Regions from separate parts of the Homo sapiens genome. Here region 2 is linked to region 1. The links are chromatin contacts, found by Hi-C or POLR2A ChIA-PET in ENCODE. All regions are on one chromosome and are shown on one strand. Each heading gives the region's core, a stretch centred on a gene start or an enhancer-like site at or near the end of the contact. The rest is flanking DNA. Distances are from core to core; before and after follow the strand shown.

Region 1 (3,186 bases), core at 522-3,021:
ATTCGTTATTTAGAAATGGCTTTGGTAATTAAAGATGTCTTGGTGTATCTTGAGTTAGTCTTGGATAAGATCCCCTAGAGATGGAGTGAGAAGAGAGCAACCCTAGAGAGTAACACAGGAGGTGGAGGAAGAGGACCCTGTAAAGGAGCCTGAGAACAAATGGCAGAAAGAAAGAGGGCAAATATGAGGTAAATTTTTGTTAGATGGAGGTTTTTGTTAGTTTTTTTTTTTTTCTTGGAACGCTTTGAGGACAAGGATAATTGTATTGACAGCTTCTAGCAAAACCAGCCTAAGTTGTATATACCCAATAACTATGTATTACATTGCATTATTGACAGGGCTTAATTAAAATAAAGTCTCATCACTTGTTGAGAACTTCCTTTGCCTGAAATCACATATAGCTAGGGTTTTTGGAAGGAATGAGGTTGTAAATGAGACAGTTTGGAAAGGTAAAATATCAATATATTGGAGCTATATGGCAAAGCTGATGGTTAGGGGGTGCCATCGCTGCGGCAGCCACAGGATGTTATTTTCAGTATAAACCTCTTTGCTGATTGAGGTGATTTTGATTGCTGTCAGGTGTGAGAGAATAATCATTGGCTGCTAGCAGTTTTGCCACTGAAGTTGGGGGTTCACAGATCTGAACATTTTCTTGTACTTTAAATCTCCATAATGTTTTATCACATTTGAATTCCATTGCAACCCTCCAGTGATGAGTCAGAATTAAAAGCTGTTCTAAACTAGATTATATTCTTATGTTTCTACAAACAATCTTCTTAAGGGCAGGGATAGAAATTAGAGCAATCAAATAATTCATCCAAAGCCACTGAGGGCATGGTTTGGCCTCACATTAGCTATGGCCCACTTAGGGTCTCCATGGGTGGGGGTGAGAGTGGAGGGGCTGGTGCCTCAGGAGCTGTGCAAGGTTACCCATAGGAGGTGTGCAAAGTCTTAAAACTTCTATTTATAAGCAATTTTATCCTATTCTTAACAACTATTTTTGTATATGTTTAAAAATGTGCATTAGATATTAGTATAGTGCTCCATGCTTGTAGGTATATATATCTATATATATATGATTTACATAAATATGGCAGAAGCATGCTCTAACATTTTGAAATTGACAAGTGTGTGTTTGATTAAAAAAAAATACTTTGGAGACCTCAAGATTAAATTGTGATTACTGTTTGAGCATTGTAAATTAACTGGGAATATTTAGAAGTTTCTTAACAAACTTGTGTCAATCATTTTAGCTATTATTAGATTTCCAGTAATAGCTAAACCTTTGTGTTTTAGTTGCAAAATGCAGATGTGTTTCTTGACCTTAATTCCTTACTATGGATTTTAATGGAGAGCCTTAAAACACAAGTTGAAAACCGTTTGTTGTACTTTTTGTGAATATGCTGAAGTTTTCTCATGAACTAACTAATGCCTCTCCACATACGGTATGTTCTTTGCAGTCATTCTTTAGTCACAGGCAGTTTAAGCTGTTAAATAGTATCTTGCTTTGAAAGGTAGGCGGATGGCATTTCTATCTTCTGGTACATCTGGTAAGTTAATATATACAGTCTCTGAGTATCCTGCAGGGACCTGTTTTTACATGCATACAGGGATGTTTATGTAGAAATCAAAGGCCATGAATCAGAAGAACACAACTCTTGTTTCCAGTGTACTGGAGGCTTGAAAAAATTGGCTTTGAAAAATTGAAAGTAGTGTGGTTTGTTTTTATTGTGGAACCGATCAGGAAGAACAATTTACAGTCATTGCCATTCTTCACAGATGAATGGAGTAGAGGTGCCTGCCTCGTGAAATGGAGCAGCTGCGCCCGTTTTCTCTGGGCTCACAAAAACATTTGCTTTTTAATCGAGAACTTTAGATGGTAGGGTACAGTTTGTTTTCATGATGGAAGTGGTCAGTTGTGCCTTACCAGACAGCTGTAGTGTAATTAAGAAAAACTGTGTGAAAGTGGATTAGATATAACACAAGAAGCCTTTTTTATTTTTTTTTAAAGAGGGGTTTCCCCTTAAATTTATTCATTTTTTTCTTTAATGGTTCAAAGGAGAAATACTGCTATCATTCTGGTCCACAAGATTTTTGCTACTTCAGGATATCATTTAGCTCTAGGAAACATGAGATGCTCTGCTATAGAATAATTGCTTGTTTTTGTAACAAGTGCAAACTAAAAACTACAGGTTTTAAAGATGATTTAGTTTGTGAGAGATTTGCCTTCAAAACAAAGCTTAAAATAAAGAATTGCACAGTTATATTTACATTAACTTTAATGCATTTTAAAAAGTGACCTACTTTTATAATAAAGTTGTGAGGCTGCTTTTTAGACCTGCTTTGTACACAAGTTGCAACATTAGGGGATCTTTAAAAACTGTTAGGGTATTAGCTTTTTAAGACCAGAAACCATGAGAGGAGAAAATTATACTTTTCTTGATAAATTTTAAAATGAGTTAGTCAAATAATAATGAAATAAGCTGTTGAAGTGTTGATGTAGCTAAATGTGCAACATTAGGCTGTCAATTTACTTTGAAGAGCATACACTTACTTTATGCAGCAGACTTTGAAATAAGAATAGAAATGCCTTAATTTGCATCACAGTCTACAGTAGCAAAATGACTTTCAAGGTCAGAGGGAGCTTAATTTCTAAAAAAAAACACAATAACAAAACCAAACAGGAACCTATTGTGTTCACAAATAACCAAGATTTATTTGTACTAGACACTTAACCTTTATAACTTTTTATACAGATTGCCCAACACACTAGAAACCAAACTTTTCATCCTAAGCAAAGTAAAGGTGCCAGTTTCAGGTTTGCTTTAAAACATTTTTATATGTTGATTTTCTGGAGGAGACTCTTAGGCTTTATTTCAGTTAGGGGAATTTGGAAGGCTGGTTGAAGGGAGGAGGTGAGTGAGGAGTTACAGCCCAAATGCTCTTACCATTTCCAGCCTTGCAGCCCTGCCCTGGGAGGTATTATAAGGAGGACGAGTCTATATTAGATTGGTTGGTTTAGAGAAGAACCCTGGCTGCTGTTTCTCTCTGGCTCACTGATGGCGGCTCTCTACTGATTTCTTTTGTCTCTCCTCACCACAGACCCTAAGAAAACACTGAGAATCAGGCCATCCATTCTAAATGGCAAACCATGGCTGCAGCTTGATAGCTGGTGCTTTTTCTGTT
Region 2 (3,238 bases), core at 154-2,653, 58 kb after region 1:
TTATCTTAAATTAAGGTAGATAAAAATCAGTGGTTTTCCTCAAAATGCAAACATGGAACACTATTATAAGGGATAACATGTCTATATAATATTGATCATATAGTCATGTCACTGTCTAAGGAAATGTAAGTGTGTTGTAATAGCTCCCAAACATTTTCTTGTCAATGTTCTTTTTCTAGCAGTTCTTACCACTGGCATTAATAAGGACTTGGCCTTGTATAGGGCGTCTAGCAATTTTTCATAACAACAAATTTGGTGATAAGGATAAATTATTTAGGAAATAGATCTTTCCTGATGAACATTTTAAATTGTTACTGAATGAGCAGCAGCAATCACTTGCATACCTGCACTGAACAGCTAGTCCAGTGCTAAGAGCAATAACTCTCTACAAGTTTGGGGAACAGGTGATTTCTGTTTGACTTTAATTCTTGAATTTATTCATTCAGCATGTAATTTTTAAGCATCTACTTTGATCATAGTTTTGTGTTATCCCTGGCAATGTGGGAGGTAGATAATAAGACACTTAGTGCAAATCATATAAATCCCTGGATAAAAAGTTAAAGCCCATTTTCCTTTTCGTAAATATAAATGGACAAAAAAAGGAATGTGCTGAAACCTGAGCTAGAACTATAGCCACAGTGCTTTAGGTCTCATATAATGAATCTGGCTGAAATAGCACTTTATATTTTTATTTTAAAGAAACATACGTTTCATATTCTGACATGATTTTAAATGTAATGAACGAGCATTTTACAAAACAATTTTGTATACTTTCCTTGATGGAAAATATTATGACACAAAGGTATATGTTAATTTTGTTGTCACCAAACCTAGTAAAACATTAGAAAAAGCATGTAGTATCAGCTTCTGGATCTCCTTGGTCACATAGGATTAAGAGGCAAGGCACCCTCAAGTCATGTGTGACTGACTCATCTCTTTCCTCACATTTAATTATATTCACTAGGAGCTGTCAGAGAGTCTCCTACCTGTCCTCTCCTTTACCTTTCCTGTGCCAGGACCAGAGATCAGGCCCTTATCTTCCCTCATTGGATTTACTACAGAGTCTTCCGACAAACCTTCTTCCTTCTGACTTTTGCCTTTCTGGTCTATTCTTTACACAGCACTAGAGTTTTCTACTTTAAAAAAGAAAAGTTATATTATTTTCCCACCTCTCCCTCAAAAATCTACTATGTTATTTGTTCCTTAAGAGGCATTTGCCAGTGGACCTGCAGGTCTGGCCAAGCCCCTGCTAGGACTGTGTCTACCTTGTACGTTGTGCTGGAATCAACTTGCCATTTCCTAAACATGCGTTGTAATCACACGGCTCTCTGTCTGCTTGCTAAAGATTGAGTGTGGAATACCTTTTTTGTAGCAGCTGCTCTGGAGGTTAGCCCTGCCCTTCATTTCCAGCCTAGAATGTGACTGTTTGCCCTGGAGCCTTTCCAGGTTCTCCCATCAGAAGTTCATTCTCTGCTTGAAGCACGTTCATACTATATTGATTTTTTACCTCTATTAGGTAAAAAATTATATGTTTTGGTTTCTCTCTTTTGTATCTTTCTCTTTCTTTTCCCTTTTTCGTTTCTTTTCTTTCTTTTAACATGCGTGTTTTTCTTCTTTGCTCTGGGTGCCCAAAAACTGTGAGCCAACTTCAAAGTGTGGAAACCACAGTCATACTGATTCTTACCTTCAGCATGTTTTGGTTCATTTTCCTTGTCCCAGACTTTCTATTTCAATGGTTTTCTTTATTCTAATGTCAGATATTGCCTCAGAACCTTTGTAAGAAGAGATACAGTAGGGTTTTGAGTCAATATAAATAAACACATAGACTAAGTTCTATGAATCTTTACTTGCCGATCTTGTATCTTTCAGTACTGGATAAGTGAAGTGAATGTAAATTGAAGCCTGTTTATATCTTCCCATCTTTTTAAGTATCTGCATAGAAAAATTTGTTATTAGTTTTTATGAATAAGCCAATCACCCAAACATTTCCTCATGTGGCTACAAGAATATTTTTTAATTATAAAAAATATACCAGTCCTTAAAATATGTATTTTATTGATAAAAATCAATGCTTGTATTTCTCTGATTCTTAAAGAAGATAATATTACAACAAATACTAATGATATACTTATGCATTTATAAGGAAAATTATTTGTATGAAGTTAGATATTCTTGGCTAGTATTAATTGGATTCTCCTGACTATTAATTTGATGTAAATCCTCAAGAGTTACAGTTAAGGTGACATTAGTTTTACTCTGTTTTAGCCTCTAACCCATATTTTTGTGTTCAGCATGTCCTTATCTTAAAAGTTGCTGTCGCCAGGATATTCTAAGTATCTATATCTTACAGAAATTTATTCTTGTTATATATTTTTGGAAGTACCATTCATTGGTGATGCATCATATCAATTCTCTGTACTCTTAAAAAATTATCTGAAATACTTGATCATAAAATCAAACTAAGGAACAAAGAAGTTCTATTTGTTAGCTCCATTCTGGAGCCTGTCTTTCTGGGTACCTTTCAATGAAAGAAGTCAATGAAAGAAGTCAAAGTGGCCTCTAAATCACAGGCCACTTTTTACTCTTCTGAAATTGGATTACTTAGTTTTGTGTTGTTTTTAGGCTCTTTTTTGTTGATTACGTGAACCAAGCTCCCCATTGAACCTCCCTGGTGACTTGAGTCAGCGTTGAGAGCCCGGAACTGGGAGCCCTGATTCCCTTTGTGGCTTTTTGACAATTACCTAACTTTGCTGTATTTCTTCATTGACACCGTTGGGATAATTGCCTTTCATACCTCGTGGGAGTATTGTGAGATTAATTAATGTTTGTAAAGTGTTTTCAGGATCACGATGAAAGGTATTAATTTATAAGCATGTGGTATTATTATAATTATTATTAGTAATAGGGATGGTTGTTTAATGCAAATTTTCTTCTAAATGTAGTGTCATATTTTCAAAGGACAACTTCTTTCTTTGTGGCCAGATGTGGATACAATTAACCCTTTACCCTTTATTTTGAAGATACAATTAGCCAATTGTGTGTGCAATTAGATGTGTATGCAGTTTTTGCCTGAACAACTAATTACAGCCCTGGTAAAACTTCTTTTGAAAAACGCTGGCCCTTTGAATGTTGACTCTGTCTATCTGTGTAATAAGCAATTTGTGCTAAGCATATTTTGGGGCCATGGAGGCTCCTGAATATTGAAGAATTGCTTTTGCAGTTACTTGAGAAAGATTTT

What was found. A loop is a pair of places that touch in the nucleus more often than their neighbours do. ChIA-PET counts read pairs that join two places held with the same protein, here RNA polymerase II (POLR2A). Pooled maps may share reads with other maps.
Region 2: a loop to region 1 is called in a pooled map, with 4 times the contacts of the local background. The contact joins two enhancer-like sites. A Hi-C loop is called at or near these places in 3 of 168 maps with a recorded cell type or tissue (GM12878, heart left ventricle and spleen), 10 of 37 single-sample maps with no recorded cell type and 11 of 50 pooled maps. POLR2A ChIA-PET finds 5 or more read pairs at or near these places in 4 of 52 experiments (B cell, GM12878, OCI-LY7 and 1 more).

What each region holds. Positions count from the first base shown.
Region 1 is chr7:7,770,905-7,774,090 of GRCh38, forward strand. The region is part of intron 2 of UMAD1 (UBAP1-MVB12-associated (UMA) domain containing 1); the gene reads left to right. Among named protein-coding and RNA genes, the nearest start is that of RPA3, 54 kb to the left of the region's middle. Within about 2 kb of position 1,772, at least 4 of the 41 ENCODE cell types and tissues checked have a DNase peak (open chromatin) inside an H3K27ac peak, as active enhancers do.
Region 2 is chr7:7,828,933-7,832,170 of GRCh38, forward strand. The region is part of intron 3 of UMAD1 (UBAP1-MVB12-associated (UMA) domain containing 1); the gene reads left to right. Among named protein-coding and RNA genes, the nearest start is that of RPA3, 110 kb to the left of the region's middle. Within about 2 kb of position 1,404, at least 3 of the 41 ENCODE cell types and tissues checked have a DNase peak (open chromatin) inside an H3K27ac peak, as active enhancers do.